Linked DNA regions of Mus musculus: all the other regions are linked to region 1. A link is a loop called in an ENCODE intact Hi-C map of the cell type or tissue named here. Cell type or tissue: gastrocnemius. All regions are shown on one strand. Region 1 holds the start of Sema5a (sema domain, seven thrombospondin repeats (type 1 and type 1-like), transmembrane domain (TM) and short cytoplasmic domain, (semaphorin) 5A). Region 2 has its middle 140 kb from the start of Gm32499. Region 3 overlaps Atpsckmt (ATP synthase C subunit lysine N-methyltransferase).

Region 1 (8,000 bases):
GCTTTGCAGAATCATCATCCTCATTGTCTTTGACTGCTTTTCTTTGCATGGGTGTATTGTGCATTATTGCCAGGCACTGAGTGAATGTGAACTAAATGAGTTTGGGACGCCACAGCCTGTGACCAAGTTGTCCTTGTACAACTCTAGCTGTCACCTGCGTACAACTTTTTTTTTTTTTTTTTAAATCTTACATCTCAGCAAATACAGTATTATTTCTCCAATAGTGCCGGCTGCTGATAGTATCACTTGACTGGCTATTTATCATATATATCTGTAATTGAATTACCCAGTGAAGTAATGGGATTTACTCTCAGATGTACATAAAAATGCAACGCAAAGTAAAATTGTTCCGCTGTGTGCTTCCTCGTCACTTGACTTGAACTCCGGGTCAGCCAATTCCACAGAAATGCAGAGACAAAACGAAAAGGAATGAAAGACTAGGAGATAAAAGCCAGGTGGGCTTATGGACAAATATAAAAGAAACTCATCCTTTAACAAAGGTATTTTCTTTTGAAATCGTTTCTTATTCATTGTTAATCAGAAATCCAGTCCCAAAACACACAAAGAAAGAGTAGTAATTGAGTCACTTTTCCACGTTCAATACTGAGCATGTTTGAAAACATTTGAGAACTCCAGCATGGGAATAAAGTACGCTCATCTTCGCTCTTGTCAAACAACCATAAATTTTGGACCAAAGAAGAAGGAAAGAGAAGACAGCCATACTTTGGGCAGAATATTCTGACTGTTTGAGTCCCATGCTGTACTGACCATGTTTTTAGTGACATGCCCCAGGTGACATACAACTTCATCTTTGAAGTCCTATGGCTTCAAACTACCTTGTGAAACAGAGGCTGGGTTTCCTAGTTCTAGGATCTTCCACAAAGCTAGAGGACACAGACTAATTGTGTCGCTATCAGTGCGGTGATAAAGTAAATGACTTAGGACTCAATATCTCTCTTCTTTTTGTCTGTTGTGTTCCAGCTTGCTTAAACTCTGAACCAAAGAGTGTTTTGGACAGACTTACTGAGAACAGAAACTTTGAAGGGATCCTAAGATTAGTTTTTGTTCCCCTCTCTTTTCTTACTATAAAAAAATAGATTTTGTATACTTGGATAACCAGTACCCTAAAATAGAATGGTACAGTTGGTGAAGTACTTGCTACCAAACCTAGTGACCCAAATTTGGCTCTCAAATACATATTGGAAGGACAGACACACAGCTGTCATGTGACCTTTATACTGTGTCATATTCAACACACACACACACACACACACAATGTAGTAAAAATGTAAATGCCAAAAAAAAAAAGCTATATCCCAAAGAGCTGGTGTTCATGCCTTATATTCATCTCTGGGATGCTCTTATGCTAATCTATGGGAACTACAAACAGCAGAGACACTATCAATGTCAGGTGATGTCTGCAGGATAGTAGAGGGTTTTTAAAAATATATAGTAATTTCAACTAGACTTTTACATCTTACTTTAGAAAGTACTTGAGGAGCATCTATGAAAATCTCCATATTGCAGACAATAGTACAGACGCTGTACACTACTTAGAATGACATACACTCACTCATCTGGGGATTCCAGAAAAGTTAACTTTGCAGAATATAAATAAAGATTTGCAAGCAGGTGCAGGTGGGCAGAAAGGTAGAGGCATCTTTGTTCGATACTTTGCTGTAATTCAATTTGTTAGACGCTGTAATTTATGTTTCAAACATTATTGAACATTAAACACAAAAACTTGTCACCTTGGTATTATAATTATATCCTAAGCAATTTGTCTGGGTAACTATAGCAACAATTTCAGATACACTTTTATAATACTAATTTGGCATAATTTTAGAATCAAGAATTATAGCAAATATATAGGAAGAAATGGTTTCCTCAAATGTTATTCAATTCTACATTTAAAAAAAAATGGGTTACTTGACTAGGAGTTGATGCGAACGAATGGATCTGTTCTGTACTGCACATGGCATGGGCTGGAACACAAGCCTCTTCTTTAGGGTCGGCGTCCATGCTCACTCATATATCCAACAGAATGCCTGATGCCCTTGGCTGGACTCTTAGCAAAGCCCTACCCATCCCTCCTCCACCTTCCTGCATTTTGTCGCCGAAAAGCCTCTGTTTCAGTGACTTAATGATAAAACGACATTCAGTTAAACAGATAAAAATCATTATCCAGTTAATTGGAACTATGCAACGGTTTGGCTAGGTAGCTCTTGATATAGCCTGGCATGAGTAGCAGTTGATATAGCAGCCCAAGAAACTGGCATCTATTTTGAGCACGAAGCATACAGCACAGAGAAATGCTTGTTGCTTTTAACAACTGTCCCTCAGCAAGAGGCTACAATGAGGATACAGAAGAATTTCCTCTGAGAAGCCAGTAGCTACAAGGACTTCCTGTGGTCCACAAAACCTAGGGTCATGGTAAACTTGTGGGAATATGTTTGCATTCATCTTGTATTGTTGTGAACTAGTTTTACTCTGTGCTCTTCCATTTCTCTCTTTCAATCTCTGCAGACATGACTAAGATGTCACTTGAGACAGACACAAGGAGGGATAAATACCAGCTTATTTTCAGCAGATTCTAAACACCTTAAAATACTTCCTCTGGTCCAAGACAGTCTTCCCTACCCAGAAGACCAAAGTCTTTGCTCTCAGCAGGGATCCTGCAGCTGTTTGCCATTAAGGCAACCAAATAAGTTAGCAGCGGCTTAAAAGGCATCAAATGATGAGCATCGCTTATTTCCCATGTGAGGAAAAGTATGTATTGACTACAGCCGCATAAAAGCTGATACCAGTACATGGACTTCACAGCTGAATGGGCACACACTGTGACAACAGTCGGCATCTTGGGTGAGCCACTGTCTCAAAAGTTTTTATAATAAACTCACGGCAGGAAGTCTATGTTTCAAACAACTACACTTGGAACTGCTTCTTCATGGAAAACAAACGTGCAGAAGAAATGTGAGTGGGCAGAAAGAAATGCACACTTCTTTTGGAGTAAACACAGGAAAGAAAAGTAGTTTCAATGATCTACAACAGAAGGTGTCTGCTTAAGCCTGAAGTGCAACAGTGAACTTTTTACTCCAAGAGAGGAACTCCTCCCTCTCTCAAAAGATGAAAAACAACATTAATTGGCAACCCTAGTTGGGTATTTAAAACGTTTCCTATTAAGGGCTAGTTTTATCTTTATAAAAGACGAATTCTGTATTTAATAACGCATCTGCACTTCAAAAACAGGGCTCTTCCTGACAAGCCTGGACACACAGCTATTTTTAAAAATATAAATAAATACACTGCATTAATTTTAACACCCGGTGTTTAACCAATGTGCTGCTTAGGAGCAGAACCTCCTCTCCGTATTACACATAACTCTTATACCTTCGCGCAGTTTCAATTGTTAAGTCCAATTGTCAAAGGAGAAAAATGTGTACCCTGAGGAGTTTGTAGGAATGTGTCTTAGGAAGAAACCTTTCCAGATAGACGGCTTCCGTCCAACTTTTCTGTCGCTTAACTACGCTAAAAAGCTCTCCTGGGTAAAGAGAACACTTCTCTCAACTCTTCCTTTTGAGAGGAAAAGAGGATCGCCAAGGGCGATCGCCAGAGATCACTCCCCTCCAACAGTTCCTCGGAACATCCTGAGCACCGATCTTCTCCTGGCCCCAGACCGTGAACCCGGGTATGAAATGCCTTAGTCTTCCTCAGCAAAACACCCTGGCGGAGTTGTGCCCTGGTCCCACTAACCCCAAATTTTCACGAACACCGCAGAGCCCCTGTGCAGAGAGCAGGAAAATGTCCCCTAGTCCACCGTGCAGGGAGGTAGGCGATTCCGACCACCAATCCCGGTTCCAGATCCCACCAAGCAAGCCTGGCCTAGCGCGGAAATCACAGCAAAAATCTGTGTTTTACTGCTGCCTAGGACCCCTGACCCATTTGCCCAGGACAAAAACACTAACAAGCTCTGTGACATCCTCTCCGAAAGCTCGCTCTTGGCGCCCCCTGCCGGGAATCTCCGGGACGCCGCAGGCGCAGGAAAGTTAAAACCCAACTCAAGGCAACCGCATCCAGGTACAAACAACAAAAAAGGACGTGAAAGCGCTTCCCGCCAAAGCCCGGGGCGGGAGGTGAGGGGTACCGGGACCGGGACCTACCCGCTCTGGGCCCAATTCCAAGGGCGATCGCCGGAGATCACTCCCCTCCAACAGTTCCTCGGAATATCCTGAGCACCGATCTTCTCCTGGCCCCAGACCGTGAACCCGGGTATGAAATGCGTGCGGCTGGGCTGCCCGCAGACGGGGGCTCTGCGATTGGAGCTCATCCTGCTGAAGCCCCAGGCTTCGCCATCCCTGCCTTAGTCTTCCTCAGCAAAACACCCTGGCGGAGTTGTGCCCTGGTCCCACTAACCCCAGATTTTCACGAACACCGCAGAGCCCCTGTGCAGAGAGCAGGAAAATAAATGTCCCCTAGTCCACCGTGCAGGGAGGTAGGCGATTCCGACCACCAATCCCGGTTCCAGATCCCACCAAGCAAGCCTGGCCTAGCGCGGATTACGCACACAGATCTCCACGGGTACCTGAAAGGTGCTGGCCGAGGTGCAGGCTTGCCCACTGACCGGTCGCACACCCGGACCTTCTCAATCCACGCTCGTATCCAGGGAAAGGCTAAGACACAAACTTCCAGCCCGTGCACTATCTCCACTGCGACCGCCCCCGCTTTGATGGTAGTCCTGCACGCGCCTCTGCCAGGTTGTCCCCACCCAGGTGTCTGCAGAGTGACCCTACCAGAGACTTACACCACCCGCAAATGGACCAGTGCCGAGTCCAGTTCACACGTGCAGGGTCTCAGCTATGACACTCAGGGACTCTGCGGGGAGAGAGCTCACCAGATGCCGGGCGCGTTCCTCCTGCTAGTCATCCAGCGCCCCGGGGCCCGGAGCTGCTCCAAGGGTCCTCTTCAGTGTACTACGAGGGAAGTCGAGGCAGCCGCCACCACTGCACCCCGCCACTTCTCCAGAGCTATCCTCCTCTCGCAGCGCGCCAGGCTGGGGACCAGCTAGTCTGCCGGAGTCTCCAGTTGTGCAGCTGAGTGGACAGGCTCGCGCCGAGAGAGGGCGACCGGTGAGGTGGCAAAGTTGGGTACCCTCTGCTTAGTAGCTGCGCGTGGGAACCAAGAACACCCCCAAAAAGGATTGCACGTGCCGGGACGCCCCCGCAGTGGGAAGGTGGGATACAGAGGTCGCCACAAGGCTGGGGCCACCGTCAGCCAAGGGCTGAGGAGCCCACCCGCGGCGGGAGCGCAGCGCGCGCGGGAGTGGGCACAGCGTGAGCAGCCGCTGCTGACGCCGCCTTCCTAGCGAGTAGACCAGCGCTGGGTGAGCGGGCCCAGAGCTCGGGGCGGGGAGCACAGGACCGCCTCGCCTCGCCCCGCCCCCGCCCCGCCCCCTCCGCCGCACCTCCCCTACTCCGCCCCTCCCGCGTGCAAACTGAGCGCCCCACCCACCCCTGACCTTCCCAGGCCCCTCCTCTAGCCCCGCCTCTTCCCGAGATGGGACCCCCAAACACTCCCCAGGGGGCTCTCTACACACCCCAGGAGTTCTATTTGTGCCACCAGAGTGCAAGCTCACCCAACTGGTGACTTTTTTCGAACTCCCTTCCTCGCCTGGAAGAGACCTTCTTTGGCTACCCGCCCCTTGCCCGGTGGCTCCTACGTGGCTACTTTGCAGGATGGGCTGTATAAAGGGCTGGAGGCAGTTCAACCCAAACCAGAGACGTGGCGTCTGCTAGGCCTGCCTAAGCTCCAGGTAAGTGCGTGCCCCCGGCGGATCGCGGGTGGGAAGAAAGTGGAAGTTTAAGATTCAGTTCTTCTGTGTCATCATAAGAAGACTGGGGTGTGCTTTGGGGGTGGTGAGGGGCCCGCCGCGGATTCTTACAGGCGAGCTGGGCCCAGCAAGGCTCTCAGTTCTTGAAAAGGATAGATCAGAGAAATGAATAAATCTGCCATCCAAGGAAATAGAGCAAGAGGTTCCCAAGTAGCCCTAATGGGAATTAGGAGAGGGTTACCTCATGGACAGAAACAGCTGGGCTAATTGGTACTCCGCAAGTATCTTGGGAGTTTACTGAGTGAGCATGGGGGCAAAAAGTTTATCTTGGAACGCAAAGTAAATGCCTTGGGAAGGCAGCTTTATTGACGCGTTGTTCAGTTCTCCTTCTAAGGAAGTGATCAACTCACCAAGTTCTAAACAACATACAAGGTTGTGAAGAGGGGAAATTACAGGATAAAGTCAGAAACCGTGGATCCCTGCCCCTACAGCCATGCTTGGCGATCCTTTTCCCTCAGGATAGGGTAAAGGAACGATGTCTTCAGGTTTTCCTCCCATATCGGGCCTTGTTGGTGGCCTCGGGTGCTTTTGCATAAGGAACCTCATCAATGAGTTTCTTAGCTGCAAGACCTAAGGATGTTCCCATTTGCCACAATCACATCCTGGTATTGGCAGGTTGCAAATGTGCCCTGGTAGGGGATAGGGGCGCCGGTGACAGTTCGGGGCCTCTGTGAGGGTTCCATGATGCTAAACAGGGACCGGGTAATAGCTGGAATGTGTCACCGCTCATCCAGGACCACAGAGATTCAAGAGGAGGTGAATAGAAGCACAAGTTGCCACCAATTTGTTGTGTCTGTCACCTTCAAATGAAAGAATTAGGCGAAACCATTTTTGAAAGAGTCCATTGGAGGCTATGTCAACCCCAGAGTGTGCTGTGTCTACAATTGTGGAGCCTGAAAAGTATGGCCCCAACGCAGATGTCTTCTAGGGCTTGTTTGGGAAACATCTACTACAGATGCTTGGCTGGCTTCCAGCTCTGGGGTGGCAGCTCCTGGCTTCTAGATCTTGCCCGGAAAAGTTAATAGGCTTCCTTTGCTTCTCCCTGCTGTTTCAGAAGTGGGTGGGAACTAGCGCCATTCTGAGCACTCCCCTTCTCTTGCCTACGTGGCACAACAGTCTGGGAGACTTTTGGGAGAAGGAGGCCTTCTAGGGGCCGACAGTGGAAGACCTCAGCCTCACACTTGAACCCTATAGCCTTCAGGAAGGCAGGGTGGAGCAGAACAGGGTGGAGAAAGACAAATTAAAACTCAAATGTACTTCACTCTTTCTTATGCTTATCCCTCAATGTCAACTGATAAAAACAATTAGCACATCTTTTTAAAAAAAAAAATATTTTTTTTTTTAAGGAAGAAAGGAATGAGGGAGATCAAACCTGTGCACTCAGGTGGCTGAGGCAGAAGGATTGAGAATTCAAGGCCAGCCTGGGACCACCTAGGGATAACTTATAAACTTACAAGCAGACAAAGAAACTCACTCTTAGCTTGGAGGCATAAGCGCTGTTTACCGTGAGGATTATCCCATAGAATTTCACCCTCTAAATGAAGTGAATTTGTGTTACTGGGGCAGGATGTAGGTTTGATTTTTGCCATTTACAGACTACACTATACCATTGTTAAATGTATCAGTGATAATGAATTACAAATCTCTAAGAAACAAGACCAGAAACCAAATCCTCATTTGGAGTGCTTTCTTGGTCTAAAACAGTGATTCTTGACCTGCGGGTCACAACCTCTTGGCTGGTGAACGACCCTTTCACAGGGGTCGCATAGCGGATATCCTGCATGTGAAATGTTTACATCATGATTCATAACGGCAAAATTACAGTTATGAAGTAGCAGTGATATAATTTTATGATTGTGGCCCCCACAGCATGAGGAACTGTATTAAAGGGTCGCAGCCTTAGGAAGGCTGAGAACCCCTGGAGGTGAAATGGTCCTAAGCTGACACTGATTTTGCTACTGACTTGCAGAAAGTTCGTGAACTTTTCTGAGCTCACTCACGTCTTCTCATGCAGCTTGACCCACAAGCACCAAAGGAGAAAGAAGCTGCTCAATAAAGCACAGCTGAGGCTTAGCACAGAGCAGGCACTCTGAAATGCAATTGTTTTTAAGTA
Region 2 (8,000 bases), 230 kb after region 1:
ACTATCTGCCCTTTGTTGCATAATTAACCATTTGGTAGTGTAAGACATCCAAGGTTTATGTAGTTTATAATTCTGCACTTCTCAGATGAGGCCTTCGTAGCTCACCCTCCAGGTGATCAGGTTAGTCAGCTGGCTGTAAACTGGGCTAACCTGTCTGCTTTCCCCCTCTTTGCCCATCAAGGGATCCTGGACTGTTTGCACAGTAGAACAAGCTTCCAAGAAGACAAGTGATGCTTGTAATGCCAAACCAACAGGGATGGCATGTCATGGTCACCCAAGGTCACAAGCCAATTTGGACCCAGAGAAACATGAACCACACCCTACTGATGGCTGAAATGACATATAGTCACATTATAAGACCTGGGATACAACTTGGGAAAGCTGTAAAAATGTGGGGATTAATGAGTTCTCAGTTTAAAGAGCTAGCCAAACTTCCCAGGGGGACATAAGGAACCTAATTATTTAATAACTTCAAAACTAGAGAGGATTGGAAGCATCCCCACTAGAGAAAGCATCCCCAAAGGAGCTGAAGTGTGTCTGTCCATCCCCACTGTGTCCTGTTGTCTTCCCTGTAGAGCTGAATGTGAAGAGCTAGCTAGATGAGCTGACTCGGGGATGCTGGGAGCGGCCAAAGGACAAGGCAAGGAGACTCAGCTCCCAATGACTCCAAGCCCAGGGACAGAGCGATGCTATGCTTGCTAAAGTAACAGACTACTTATGTGCCTCAGTTTCCCAGTACTCAAAGGCATAATAAGCTGGTCACAACATATGTTTCTTTATATCTATTTCATACGGGCTCAATTCCACAGGGTGTGTTCAAAAAGTTACTGGACAACAAAGCAATTATCTGAAAACTCAGCAGAATTGGGGCATAAGTCCCAAGCACGTCCTCACTTCAGGAACATTTAATAAACTGACTATAAGTACTCCTTAGTCGGCATCCCCAGGCACTGTGAGTCAGTAGGTCTGGGTTGTGCAGAAGCCTGTCATTTTAGCCAGCCTCTCTATTTGTCTGGAGAGTTTGGTTTCATTACCTGGGGCATGAGGTCACTGTATCTACCCTGTCTGGCTTCAGTGTGTGATCTAATAGACAGTGAAGAACGTTGAAGCAGATCCTATAATCTCAGCTAATCATAGAGGGAGAAGCTCTGAGGGAGCTAATTTTGTTAGGGTATGTCTACTTTGTTCGCTGGGATCTCAGTTCCAGTCTCTAGGCATTATTCCTGATCACCCTTGAACTCTAGGATTCTCTCATTATACTCCTGCAAGGTTGCATGAAGGTGAAAATTACAAAGACCCCACAGAAAGATTGTTAACAGGATAGAAGTTAATTTGCACCTTCCAAAGCAGCCTGGTGCTGGTATAATGAGTCAGTTCCTTACAAGCACACAGGAGCTCAGCTGTTCCCTTGTCCAGCTCCTGTCATATCTGTCTCACAGTATACGGTGAGAGCACACTCAAGCTCTCAAACTCACATCCTCAACACAACATTGGAAGGAGAGAAAAAGATTGCACAATAATCTCCCATTAAAGAAGTTTATGGCTACTACAGTTTACTTGTACCACTTCTGCCCACGTGACATTAGTCATAACTGGTCACACAGAAAGGCAGCCATTAGAGAGGAGCCAGGGATAAGTCACTCTCTATTGTAGAAGAATGGCATAGGGTCTGAGTCTCCACAAAAGGAAGAGAACTGGGAAGTGTAAGAGAAGTAACCCCTCCCGTGACTAAGCTATGTCAAAACGTGTGACTGTATATGTCACTTGTGAATAGTCTCACTTACATGCATTTCTTGTAGCGTTCTTCATTAGAGCAGTGAAAACATAAAATATTAAGTGTCCAATAAGAAAGACATCATTAAGTCAGTCATGAGGCATCAACTTAATAATCTAAAATCTCCAGAAAGACTGGTCGCCAAGATTGTATAATCATTTATAGCTAGAAATGGAGAACCCTAGGATCTTCTATCTTCTCTCTTAAATGCCTAAGAAATATCAATTCAGACCTGAGAGCTTGGCCTTAAAGGGAAACCAATTCCTCAGATGAGACAACCCAGGGAACACAGTGTTTAGGATGAATCCGCTCAGGCTTCATTCATTGTGAATTTAAATTCTATGAAACAATTTCCTCTGGGAAATAATGACAGAAGAGTAAAATCAGGAAAGCATTTTCTGTCCCTTAGACATCTGCTGCCAAGCTGCATCAGCCCACAATCCCAGCACTCTCTAGCACTGGGCTGTAAGTGACTCTTCTGTCCACATTTCTGGGCACTCCAGTGTCTAATCTACATAGAAACACAAAAACACAAGTGTCAGGAGAACATGACAAGATGTTGCTAAAAGAATTGCTTCCTGGATGATGCCCACTGAGGTGCAAAGATTCACAGGAGGAAGGTGACAATATGGATCCTGCTGATGATATAGGTAAAGAACTGTAGCTTAGAGCACACGTCTTGGTTCTAAGCACAGAAAGCAGCAAGTAGACAGGATGGACATTGCTTAAGCAGGAATTTCACAGCTGCTCTGCACTTAGAACTTATCCCCTTCTAGATGTCAATTCCAGATGAGATTTAGTCAACCCACCAGAGGGCAGGGAGATGCCACGGGATCACTACTCTGTGTTCCCTTTGCAGCAAGGCATGGTTGGAAGAGTCTCCGAGTTTAATGATGACTATTAATGACAACTCATCTACAAATATGGAAGGAGAGTGAAGGAATGGATTCTGTTGAGTCTTCTGCTTTGGAGAGATGGCCATCCTATGATCACCCGCTTCTTCATAGCATGAACATGTGTCTGGAGATGTTGAGACAGATGCAACAAGTCCCTAAGGCAAAAGCAAACACTCAGGAAACAAGAAAGGGTTTTTAGATGGAAGATGACTGAGTAGGACTATGAAGGGATATAAGACGCCATGGTCTGGGAAGATGGTTCGTTCAGTCAGTAAAGTGCTTTCTATGAAAGCATGACTTCGGGCTGGTGAGATGGCTCAGAGGGTGAGAGTACCCGACTGCTCTTCCAAAGGTCCAGTGTTCAAGTCCCAGCAACCACATGGTGGCTCACAACCATCCGTAACAAGATCTGACGCTCTCTTCTGGTGTGTCTGAAGACAGCTACAGTGTACTTACATATAATAAATAAATAAATCTTTTTTAAAAAAAAGAAAAGAAAAGAAAAGAAAGCATGACTTCAATGCCCAGTGCCCACAAAAAAAAAAAAAATCTAGGCATAGAACTTCATCCTTGCAATCTCAGTACCAAAGAGGTAGAGACAGGTGAATCCCTGGGGACTCTGGCCAACCCTATTAGCCTAGATGCATGCCCCAAGTCTCAGTGAGAGAGATTGTCTCTTAAAATAACGCATATAGCACCTGACCTCTGTCCTAAACACACACACACACACACACACACAATGTGCACTGGTATCTGAGCACAGGTTTTTATCTCCTTCTCTCTCTCTCTCTCTCTCTCTCTCTCTCATGCTATGGCAACTGGAATATCTCTGGAATGGCTTAGAAGAAATTGGTAACAGATGTTGCCTTTAGGGTAGAAAAGAGGGGAATCAGTCACTTTGAGTATTGTTTGAGAACATACTTTGTACTTAATTACATCATATGTGCTTATTTTAAAACTTGTATTAAAAAAAGAGACACAAGATGAAACATTTTTATTCTATTTACCAACCATAAATTCCCAGCCTATGACATAAAGAAAGACCTTGAAGTTTCTTCCTGTGTCAGGTTTTCATACACGAGGCTCGAGCCACCAACTGTCCTGAGAAAGAACTGAAAGTCCAGAGATCACACAGTACTTTCAAATGTTATCTCGGGTGTGACCTGAAGTTGGCCATCAAGAGGGCAAAGCACATTCCAGTCAACTGAGAAAGTACCACACACCTGTTCCTATCATTTGCTCCTAAAACTATGCTTTTCCTTCAAGTGTGTGCCAGCCACTTTCCCTCCTCGGGATCTTTGCACAGACCCACTCCACCTTACTGTGTCCTCCACTTACTTTATACCGAGTTATCCCTAACTCCACTTTCTGATGCAGAATCTGACCCTCTCATATAAGAATGGAAATCCCTTAGCCACTTATACTAGAACCCCTATTTCTATGTTCCTGGAGTGGGGAGCCTCATCTAGGTATTTCTTATCTGTATATTGCAATGTTCATTTCTAGAATATACATGCAGTGCCTATCATTTAGCTTACCTATTGGCACAAAAATCCATTTGGCTGTTTGTATCAATATAATGTATTCACAGTTACATAGTATTTCGTTGGAAGTACCCCCCTCCCCGTGAAATTAGGGAAATGTTTCTGTTCTTTTCTGTAAAATGTGTGCAACAGTAAATATGTAAACATATTATAGCTCAATAAAAATAAAACAAAATAGTCATAATCTTTTAAAAGACACCATAACAGATTTAGAGCTATATGAAGGAAATAATATTGTTGCATGGTGCTATAGAAAATGCCACAGCTGACTCCTCTCACAGAATAAAAGCCCCTACCACCCAAAACACAGGGCTTTAAAAATATAACAAGAGCTATATAGGAGTCATGTAAAAAGAAAAACCTTCAAAATTTCATCAACAAAAGGAAACATACTTGAATAAAGGCAGAGATTCCCCGCCCCATACACATATACACACACCCCTTTTAGAATTGAGCAGAAAAGTCACACAGCTCCCCCTGTTGGTTGGAGTAGAAAGTGTCACAAAATGTCTGGTGAGGAGGTAGTTGATTTCTAGTTTTTCCTTCCCACCGTTGGCATGTTAAAAGCCTTCCAAAATATTGTAGACATTTTCTCCTAATCTTTACCCACTATGAAATTTGAATCATGCCTTGAATTTGGACAGACTTTGGGCTAATGATTATCTGTTGAAATGCAGTGTGTATAGCTCTGCTCTAGGCAAAGAATCAGCACAATTTTCTTTACCCACCCCCACAAAGAACAAACAAATAAAACATTTACTCTTCTTTGGGTGGACCTTTGTCCTAACTGTGAAGTGCACGCTCCACTAGAAATTCAAATGGAAGATGTGCCCATCTCAGTCCAACAGGAAGGCAAGTCACACCAGATGGCTTGATGTGCCATCTCTGGAGTATGTACATGATCAAGAGGACAGAGAAGAATATTTAAATGCTCAGAGACTCATTTTGTGGGACTTTGTTACTACTGAGTATACCTTGAGTGGGAAGAGGAGGGGAAACTATCTGGAGCCTCAAGAGATGGAGGGGCCATGTGCCTAGAAGATTTTCAGTTGTCCAGACATGGCCACTTCCCAGAACAGAGAGCACACCTATAAAACTCACAATCACCCTCAAAGTAATATAATACTCAGTGAAAAGTAATGTTTCCAATAGTGTCCATGACCCTACACACACACACACACACACACACACACACACACACACACACACACATACACACACACACACACGGAAACAGACAGAGACAGAGAGGCAGAGACAGAGAGTGTAAGAAAGTGAGAACGAGAGAGAGAGAGAGAGAGAGAGAGAGAATATTAAGGATTGTGCATGTTCATGCCAGGCTCAGCCATTCAGGCTCTTAGCTTTCCTCCAGTCCAGAACATAATCCTCTCCAAAGCCCTGACTTAAAAGAAGAGCCACACTAGGAGCATATGAAACATCTTGCTTTCTGGACATACCCAAACACTTTCCCATGGCGCTATTTAGCTTGTGGTTCTTTCCTTTGCATTTCCAGTAACCTGGAGACTAGACCCAAAGTGCCATGTGAAGCCATGCAAAGAGGATTCCATGACAGGAGTGGGTGACACCCAGCCCTGTGTCCTGCATCACTAAAACCAAGAGCCCTATCCGCATCAGTGAAAGTACTGGCCATTTCCAGATGCATCCGTGCTCAAAAACAGCCTTGAGCTCAACAGGCGGTTTGGTTGGACAGTGCTGATTATCCCTGCGTCAGCCTGCCTACCTCACATCTAATGATTTTTAACGAATCTGAGACTTCCCAAATCAGTTCTGTCCTACCGTGAGGTGATGAACCAAGTTATGAGCAGCCAGCATGCTTTCCCTCCGAAATGAGATCATTTGGATTGTCATAATTACAATTCCTTCCTGGGAGACAAGGTTAGGCTCCATTTCCCTTTTTCCTAACTTCAGATAAGAACACTGAATTGCTGCTTCAGGAGGCATCAGTTCTGATTTTTTTTTTTCCTTTGTAACAGCATGACTGTTACAAACTTGGGGACTTTCCAGATGGTCAACTTGTAGAAACCAATTAAGACCGTTTTCCTGGATAACTTGTGATTTTGGACAAGAAGAACAACTACGAATGCAGCCCGATCCTATGCCGTTGTGTTGTTTCCTCTGTGATTCATCCTTGCTTTCTAGCACAAGCTCTGTCAGATTCATCTCAGCCTCTCCTTGCCTGAAAGACATCAGCAATCATCCCAATGGGTACTAATGGTACACACACACACACACACACACACACACACACACACACACACACACATACACACACACATACACAGGGCTAAAAGTATATGTGTTGTGTGTGTATATATTTACACACACATACACATTCCTTTAAAGGAGAAACATTAAAGACACTTTTAGACCTGACTGTGATTGCCTTCTAGGCAACATTTGGTACTTGTTAATATGTTTCCTTTCATGATACTCTTTATCTGGTGGCACCACACCATCTTTGCTTTCCTGCCTTGTAGTTCTTAGGTTCCCCTGGCACCTGCTTTTTTCTTGCTAGTCTCCTACCTACAGAAGTTCCAGTGCTCTGACTCTTCCCATCATCGCTGGATTCATTTCCACCCAAATATGAAACCCTACTCTATAACCGGCCTAACTTCTGAACACTGTCATGTCTGTGATGGTGACTTGCTTCCCTGTAGTCAGGCTCCCCCACTGGCCGCCCTCTTACACTGCATAAGGAAGTTGACTTGGAGCCCATTGTCTCACTCTGCACCCCATTTCAGGAGTTAGATATAATATCTCCTGGGCCTCCCCACAACATCTTTGCCTTTCCTCCATCATCTGGTCAAGGAACAATGGATGCAATACACTTGGATCCACCTTCTCCACACCATTTCAGCCCAGTTCCAGGGTAGGGCAAGCCTGTCTTGATTGGTCTATTCCAAAACCTCCTCTTTCATCCTCTCTCAGTCTCTGAGCTGTGGCCAGAATAGCCATTTAAACATAGAAAATAAACCTCAGCAGTCCTCTGATTAAAATTCAGCAACATCTTATCATTCTCACAGTCAAGTCCAGATTTGACCCACTGACCTTCAAGACAAATAACCTTTCATAAGCTCCCTCAGTCAAATTCAGTTTGAATAAAATTGTCTTTTTCTTTTCTTTCTTTCTTTTTTCTAGAGTTCTGAACAAACCCCAAGGCTTTTTCTTATGCAAAGCTGTTTTCTTTATCAGATGTCATGTTTGCCCTTTACCCCTAGTGCTTAGTTCATATGCATTCCTATGTCTTAATTACCACAACTGGGGTGTCTGGGAATTACTGCAGAGTCAGAAAAACCCTACACAACAAGAGTAGGGACTGATATGAGGCAGACTGCCAGTAAATGTCCAGTATCAATAGCTTATGAGTAACAAGATAGTCTGCAAACTGGGTTCATCCTTGAGATGAAGCACTCTATACTTGATAGAATCACATCTCGATTCTTCTGTGAGTAGAGCTTCTAGCATATAGCTTGTTTCCTTCCTTCCTTCCTTCCTTCCTTCCTTCCTTCCTTCCTTCCTTCCTTCCTTCCTTCCTCCTTGTACTTGACATTGAATCTGGGGCCTAACACAAGATAGGCTGGCACTCTATCCCACAAATGATATCTCTAGCCCAACACATGGTTTGTAGATGATAGAGTTATGTATAGATAAGTGACATGTAGTTCACTCTGAATGATGTAGTTGAACTCTAAGTCATTGCAAGCAGCTGCCTATTTTAATTAAGTGCTATAAATTATGCTTTTATCATATAGTCATACTAGTAAC
Region 3 (8,000 bases), 630 kb after region 1:
CATTCTACCCATTAGAAATAACTTTATAATATGTTTATAACATACTGATGATGCATGTCCACCCTTGGAGGTAGTCAGTTCTACAAAGTGCAACCAGGACCTCACTCGTGCTCGGCAAACCCTCTCCCACTAAGCTACCTCTACATCCATAAGGGTGAATTTCTGAATATAGGTTATATCAATTTTCTATTAATTTTATCACCCAACCTACAAATAAAGTGCTTTTAATATTTGCTGAAAGTATTGACATTTTAATGACATCAACAAATTAGCAAGTATTTAAAATTATCTGTATTTGTAAAAAATGTACTAACACCTTCATCTTCTAAAATTGTTTGTTTCACTTTCTACTTTCAACTAATTTTGAGATGGTGTAAAATTGTAGACAAGCTGCAGATCCTGAGAAAAGACCCATGTGCCGTCCACCCAGGGCAGAGTTCTACCGCTCACTGCCTTACTGCCCACCATGGCACTCTGGCTCCCTGAACTCTGCTTCTTTACACAACAATCCTGTTCCTCCACAGTCCCTGTGAGGGCCACCCCAGGAAGCAGGCCACGTGACCCTCAGTAACCCCAGAACAATCCAGTGATGTCCGGCACCACCCAAGAAGTGAGTAAGGCTCTTGCTTAACCATATGGGTTGTTTGGTCTCCTAATTTTATTTGTTGTTGTTTGGTTTTGTATGTTTTGTCTTGTGGTACATGCCAGTCCAGGGAGGGCTCTACCTCTCAGCTACATGCCCACTTCAGTCCCTTCTGACCTGGAACAGTTCCTATCTTTCTTTGTCTTCCATGACAATGGCCAAAATGACCTTCACCTCAGGATCCCCTGATATTTATTCCTGATGGCTCAGTGCATGGCGTGTGGGTCTCTGGCAATGGCCTTGCTGCAAGCCTGTGAACCGACCCAGGAGGCCCTTCTGCCCTGATGGTTCATCAGGCCCTCGATCAGCGTGAATCTTGTACCTCTGTAACGTACTTGCTGCCTTCCCTTTACCCTCAGTGACCCGCTGTAGACCACTGGAAGCACCTTTACTCACAGGTCACCTCTGCCCTAGAAGTAGCATCCACTGAGGATCCTGACTGAATTCAATTTTTACCATAAAGACTCAAGCGACAACAGGTTAGTCCTCCATCTGCCTCTGGATGGACAGTTAGGATTCTGTGGCAAGGAAGAGCTTTCCCTTCTTGTGTCCCTCTGTCTCCTGCCTGCAATATCTATCTGTGGCAAATAAGAATGCCCATGTCCTAATGGCTCACTCAGTGACTCATAGCTCACTGCTGGCCTTGTCTATCCTAATGTTCGACCTGTCCAAATCTGCCCACGGGGCATCCCTTGCATCTGGCTTCTCAGCCTTTGGAAACACTCCCATTCAATAGTTTAAGTACTTCCTTATGTCTTGGCTCAAACACTGGCTCCAAGCTTTTTTACCTTCCTTTCTGCAACCCTAAATCAGCAATTCTCAAGGATTCCTGGTTCCCTGTAATGAAAAATGATACTTAGAAATGAAGATCTAAGCAAAAACTACTCCCTCTAAAAGTAACTACAGCAAGACAGAGAGACCGACAGGGCTCTCATGAAGGTCTTATTCTTGACTAACATCTTATAAAAATGGCTTGGAAGAACCTCCGTAATATGAACAGAATAAGCCAAAATTCTAATGCATCATTAGACTTGATAACAAGAGGCTAAATCTCATTAAGGAGAGAAGATTTCTATTCTTCTGGTGGCCGGCAAAGATTTAAAAAAAGAAATTATTCCTTGAGGGAAAAATTAAATACACAAAACATGAGACAACATGCATTTTTCAAAATACCAGGTTTCTTATGGTAATTTTGTTCATAAAAAGATAATTGTAAACGTATTCACATTACTATTCTTTTCTCTTTTCTAGTTCCTCTTATTTCAGAGTGACTGTCACATGCTAAGTCAAGATAAACCTAAAATGAAAGAAGCTATTTCAATCATAAGAAGTTAACTGACTAAATTACACATAAATATGCATCAAATCTGTCCTGATATCACACACAAAGAGAAGCATTGATGTGTTATGCCTACCTAATAGAATTCAAAATTATTCATACAATTATGGGTTTCAAAGTGACACAAACTCATCATATTCCAATCATTCTTCAGCTAAAGGCATAAGGCAGGCCCATGGCTGACAATGTGACATGTGACCTGACGGCCTCCTTCCTCTTCCACTTGGCTCCAAGACTGAGGGCGTCTTTACCAAGACGATACCCTGAAGCCTTGGCGGGTTATGCCTCACTTCCAAGACAAAGCTCAGCAGGCCTTATGCAGCTCCCCCCTGAAGTCTGCCTGCCCCTTGGGCTTGCCCACGGTTGTACACCTGAGCTTTAGGCTCTTCCTTACCCAACACTTCCAGAGTGACTTCAGGAGCCCATACTGAGCTGCTACAGAGGGCTTCTCCTGTACCTCTCTCCCCCAGCTCAGCTTCTGGTGGCTCAAACATCCAGGAAGCAGAAGACAAGAAGTAACTGGCCTTGACTCTTCTGTCTCTCACCAATGTTGGATTCGCCCACGACTGCTTTTGAGTTTCTCTTTGCAGAGAAGCTGGAATTTGACATCTCACCAGCTAACACACTCGAGACTGAGCCTCAGTCTGTCACCTGGACACCCAAAAGAGCACTTAAGGTGTCTCCCAGTTTCTAATGTCTTGGGTCTGACCTCCATAAAGATGGGATGGTCTTTTTCTATCCTAGCCAGTCCCTACGCCCTCTGCTTACCCTCAACAGCTCCTGCCCATAGAAGGACCAGCATCTTCCATGTACCAGTTCCGTTCCCTGGCTCATCTCCATCATCCCCATGAGCTGTACTTACTGACTGCTCTCCACCAACCAACCAGCACAGCATTCAGCACTGGAGAACTGCAGGTCCTCAGCCCAGATGACAACTCATAGACAGTGTCCTTCCAGGGATACTCACCTTGCCCTACCCTTCCCTGCTTCCAATAATCCCTCAGCATGTTATTCTCCTCTAGTATATGGTGTATTCTACATGGGTGTCTCATTTACTATATAATCTTTTCACTAGTGTAAAAGTCCTGTCAGAACACGTCCTCATGTGGTTTGCCACATGTAACTTGTCCTTGTGACTGCATACAGCGTGAACTCAGAGGAACTTTGCTCATGTGATCCTTCTTAACCCTTAGAGTATAAACTGTCTGGGACTCTGGATAAAGGGGACCACTGCGTGAGACTTTATTTAGTTCACCTCATTTGTTGGCTCCATTCTCCCAGGTCCCACTGCCTCTAAAGCCGTGTCAAGGTCCCTCAGGGTATTTGTGTTTGTTACTCACTGATGTATAAGTGATAAGGGAACCCTGTCTCCTACACAGCAGCCACCCTCACTGCATGAGCAAAGTCTTCAGGCACAGAAGAGCCTAGTGTACAATATTCACTGAAGGACAGGATCAAGGTACCACACAGTAGAAAGTGGGGAGCATTAAGACCACTATGGGGCTGGAGAGACGGCTCAATGGTTAGGAGCACTGACTGCTCTTCCAGAGGTCCTGAGTTCAACTTCCAGCAACCACGTGGTGGCTCACAGCCATCTGTAATGGGATCTAATGACCTCTTCTGGTGTGTCTGGAGACAGCTATGGTGTACTCATATAAATAAATAAAACAAAAGACTTTTTTTTTTTTTTTACAAAAAGACCACTATGAACAGTTTCTCAGAGGAAGGGGCAGGCGTTCACTAACTAGGCTGAGTGCAGAGTGGACCTGAGGGCAATGAGAATGGAGAGAGGCATAGCCAAGTCCAAGGACTGACAAGATGAATGCCTGTGCAGAGAACTAACAGGAAAATGGCTAAGACAAGATCACAAGTGGGCAGGGGCCACTCCATGCCAGTCTGAGTCACTCAGCAGATTTGAACTTTTTCCCTAAGATAGCAAGTAAGTGACAGAGGGTTTTTGTTTGGTGTTTTGGTTTTGCGGGGTATTTGAGAAACTTGTGTAATCCATGCTGACCTCAAACACACTACGTAGCCAAGGATTACCTTGAACTTCTTTCTAACCCTGTGTCTCTACCTCCCACGTGTTGGGATTACAGGCATGTGCCAGCACATCTGTTTTCTGTAGTACTGGGGACCAGACCCAGGGCTTCATGAACGCTAGGCACATACTCCACCACCTGAACTACATCTCCAGCCTCACAGAGGGTTTTAAACAAAGGCCCAACCAACTTGTTCTGCATTTTGAAAAGAACCTCTTGGTTCATAAGCTTATGCTTCATAGTGTTTAGCGGGTCCAAATGTCACTCACCATCCAATCTGATGTATGCTACACACTGAAGTGTTAGCACTGGTTCCCACTTATAAACTCACTGTGCCACTAGGAATAACCCAGCTGGCATCAAAGGCAGGGCTGCGGGCTTACCATGCCAGCTGTCCGCCTCTACAGGAGTACTGACCAGTGTTCCAGAGAATGGGATGTGGTTAACAGCACCCTTACACACACAGTAAGCACTTTCCCAGGGTCTCACAACTATGAGAGGGCAAAGCTGATCTCCAACTTCCCAGCCAGCATTCTCTCCTGCCCCTCACTACTTCCACTTGAGTAAAGTTTGATGTGGGCTGAAAGTGGGGGTTCTGCACATGAAACTCAGCCTTCCACTCAACAAAAGCCCAATGAGCTTTCTGTGCCCCTCCTCAGCCCATGCCATGGAGCACACAGCCGGCCAAATCGCTTTCAAAGCAACAGGACCCCTCTGTGAATCCCCACTGCCCCTCTCTCTCCCGCTCAGGGAACACTCTCAGGGAACACTGGAATGCTGAAATTACTTGGCTGAGAGTTGTCTGTATGCCGGAGAAGAAGCAATGATTGCAAATGTATTTTTCAAAATAACAAGACTCCCGCTGCTCCTGAGGAAACAGCCCTGACATATGTGCAAACCAGTCCTGACTCAGGCAGCAGAGCAACCGCCACCCAGTATCACAAAGGCCACTGCTGCCCCCAGCTGGGACAAGGCAGCAAGGCTTTGGAGCCTATATGTCAGCTTAGCACCTCTCCAGTACAGAACACCCAGGAAATCTACTTTCTACTTCCCTACATCCAATATGCTAAGCATTACATCTTAGAAGGAAAAGGCTGAGCATTGTAAGTAGTAATCACCATCACAAATCCCTATCAAGTCTATGATCCCAAAGTACGTTTATCTGTGGGCTGTGGGAGTTGAGACAGGCCTCACTCTGCAACCCAGGCTGGCCTCAAACTCACAATAACCCTCCTCCCTGGTGCTGGGATTGCAGGTGTGAGCCCAGGCTGACCCAAGCAAGTTTTTTGTTTGTTTGTTTGGTTTTTGGTTTTTCATGACAGGGTTTCTCTGTGTAGCCCTGGCTGTCCTGGAACTCACTTTGTAAACCAGACTGGCCTCGAACTCAGAAATCTGCCTGCCTCTGCCTTCCAAGTGCTGGGATTAAAGGTGTGTGCCACCACCGCCCGCCCGGCTCAAGCAAGTTCTTAAATGACCAGGGACCAAGACCTCACACCTGCCTTCACTTTTACAACAGTTACTCTTAGGTACTGTAACAGACACATAAATACAGCCACTTTTGTAATAGTGCCATTTCTGGTTTGTACAAAGCCAAGACTGCACCATTCATTCCACTCAAAGTTCCAAGGAGGAGATGCATCTCTCAAGCAGTTCAACGCTATTTATAAAGGCCCGAGCATAGCTGGGCCTTGGGGCACACACCCATAGTCTCCACACCTGGGAGGCAGGAGAACTGCTGCAAGTGGAAGCCAGCCAGCCTACACAGAGACACTCTAGCTCAAAAAGCATCAACAAAGGTCTAAGGCATAGATAGCAAAATAAAACAACAAAAACTAAATTTCCTTTTTTTAATTAAAAACCATATCAGCTATATAGCGCCATTTCATCAAACATCTAATTCTGCCAAGATTATTATGGCTACAATTACAACTCTGAGAAGTAAAAGAGGGTTGCTATCTTTGGTATCTAAGCCAGGAGTGACCTAAGCATCCTACCCTGAACGTCTCTGCAAGGGCGAGTGAGCGAGTTAGGCCCATTTTCAGTACAATAGTGTGGTACTTTTACTTTGAACATAGCTAATCAAAGTTCAATACTCAGTTCTTTAGCAAATCTGCGAATTGGAGGAAATTGAAACCAGTCAATGCTCATCCACCCTGAAAATTATCTTCCAGCAAAATTGGAGGAATGATCAATTCAAAGGGAGCATCCCATTAACTTCCCCAAGTGATGGCGGCGGGGTGCGAGTGAGCAGCCGTGAAAATCACCGACCACACTCACTGCTGGAACCGCATAAGGCAGTTTCCAAACTGTGACTTAAGGCTTTGGGAGATCATTGAGATTTCTTTTTTCTCTGAAACTAAATTTTAAAATGTGGCTGAGTCCTTAAGATTAAACTTTGAAGGTCTGTAAGTATCCCATTAAACCAATGACCTGAAATCCAATGTTCCCTCAAAGTCACTGGGAAGCCACCACTGCCTATGTGCGAGAAGAGGTGATGTGTTGCATGCAGCTGGTCGTGCCAGCAAGAAGCAGGTCACAAGGAAAGGGGTGCAGACTCACCATCTGGGGCACACCAAAAATGACAACATTGGAGTACTGTGCAAAGGTGACCTGAACGAGATGGAAACAAAGGCAGGTTAATTCTAAGCCATGCACCGTGTTTCACAGGAGCCCACGCTGGAGGAGGGCAGGTTTTCAGTCCCCCAAAGAACAGCCACAAGAGGCACAACAAAAAGAAAACACTGCCACATGTACTTTGGCATACACCAGTGAATGCATCAGCTTTCCAGATGCATCCTGGGACACATCTCATCCTCACGGGGACTCCTTCAGGGCAGGACTCTGCCCTGCTTCTGGTCCAACACCCAAAGCCACCTGCCTCACCCTGTGGCGTCTTCCTCTTCCCTAACAGTTCATTCAAAGTACAATAAAATGGTTTTTACAGCAGCTGAAAAATGGGTTAAAAGTGCTTTGCCAGCCAAAACTCTTATTGCCCAATAAAAGTCCTATTTACTCTATGGAGACCACTCAGTTATATAGAGCCTGAAAACAATACAAACAAAGTCCAAGTGTGCTATCATAGCTGCCGAGGACGGTGGTACAAGTGGCAAATTCTTATTTAAGAAAAAGCACTTTGTGAAGCTTTCCTAACACAATAGACAGTCTGTGGCTTTATTCAAGAGTACAGATACAAGATACTAAAGTGTAGCTCTCCACAACTGAGGAGCTCTGGAGGAGCTGAGGGTCAGAAAAGACTCGGATTTTTAAAAGAGGCCGACCATGGTGGTGTGACCATGCTCCAGTGAATATACAGGCAACACAGACTGGACTGGTGGGGTTTTTCTTTCTTTTTTTGGGGGGTGGGGTCGGGTGGGGGGTGGGAGGGTGGGGGGGTGGGAGGATGATGGGGGCAGGGGAGGGGTAAGTTACAAAAGGAGAGGGCAGAGCTGGGAGGACTGAGAGGTGAGTGTGGTGGGGTGCGTGATGTGAAATTCCCAAATAATAAAAATATTGTGGAAAAGAGAAGATACAAATATATTTGGAAACTCCTCCCACTTATGAGGACAAGAAGCTACCATAGACTCTTCACTCTATCTTCCAGCTTTGTCTCTTAACATGCAACACACACAGAGAAACCAAATATTTATCACGAATAACCTATGATTTCCAAATGAACTATTTCATTATTTCATAAGAAAAATGAAACTGCTTGAATTTGGTCATAAATTCATAGCATTCATATGACTTTTATCAAAACTTGAAGCTTCTGCACTGAAGGAAGCCATCAGTAAATCCATCAGTTTAAAATGTGGATACATCTTGTTACGACACAATATTCATTTGGACTGTGTTTTCTCTTGACTCGCTTTGTCAGTCATCCTAATTATAAATGAATAGGGTCTATTAGCTTTTGTAGCTCCATCCTCCAGAGTTGTTACATACCTTCCAGAGATCTGAAATATAAAACTTGGCAGAGCCA

What was found. Peaks named below come from ENCODE experiments on the same cell type or tissue, not always from the same donor. Only the 100,000 strongest peaks of a DNase experiment are listed, where the experiment ranks them.
Region 2: it touches region 1 in a loop (2.5-fold over the local background); 18 of 42 quality-filtered maps call a loop at or near these places.
Region 3: a loop joins it to region 1, with 2.9 times the contacts of the local background. A loop is called at or near these places in 16 of 42 quality-filtered maps.

Annotation. Positions count from the first base shown.
Region 1 is chr15:32,242,191-32,250,190 of GRCm38, reverse strand. It overlaps Sema5a (sema domain, seven thrombospondin repeats (type 1 and type 1-like), transmembrane domain (TM) and short cytoplasmic domain, (semaphorin) 5A), which reads right to left and starts at 5,378. Exons shown (of 23, transcript NM_009154.2): 1 at 4,892-5,378. Snhg18 (small nucleolar RNA host gene 18) reads left to right here and starts at 5,529. Exons shown (of 2, transcript NR_038186.1): 1 at 5,529-5,809. In gastrocnemius, a CTCF peak has its summit at 4,015 (motif pointing left); DNase peaks (open chromatin) are centred at 5,070, 5,385, 5,547, 6,866 and 2 more places; H3K4me3 peaks cover 5,535 bases; H3K27ac peaks cover 5,001 bases.
Region 2 is chr15:32,008,921-32,016,920 of GRCm38, reverse strand. No RefSeq gene overlaps it. Among named protein-coding and RNA genes, the nearest start is that of Gm32499, 140 kb to the left of the region's middle. In gastrocnemius, a CTCF peak has its summit at 4,696 (motif pointing left); DNase peaks (open chromatin) are centred at 4,689 and 6,926.
Region 3 is chr15:31,608,197-31,616,196 of GRCm38, reverse strand. Atpsckmt (ATP synthase C subunit lysine N-methyltransferase) reads right to left here. Exons shown (of 5, transcript NM_026546.3): 3 at 7,964-8,000; 4 at 6,581-6,631. Among named protein-coding and RNA genes, the nearest start is that of Atpsckmt, 10 kb to the right of the region's middle. In gastrocnemius, a CTCF peak has its summit at 4,981 (motif pointing left); a DNase peak (open chromatin) is centred at 4,966.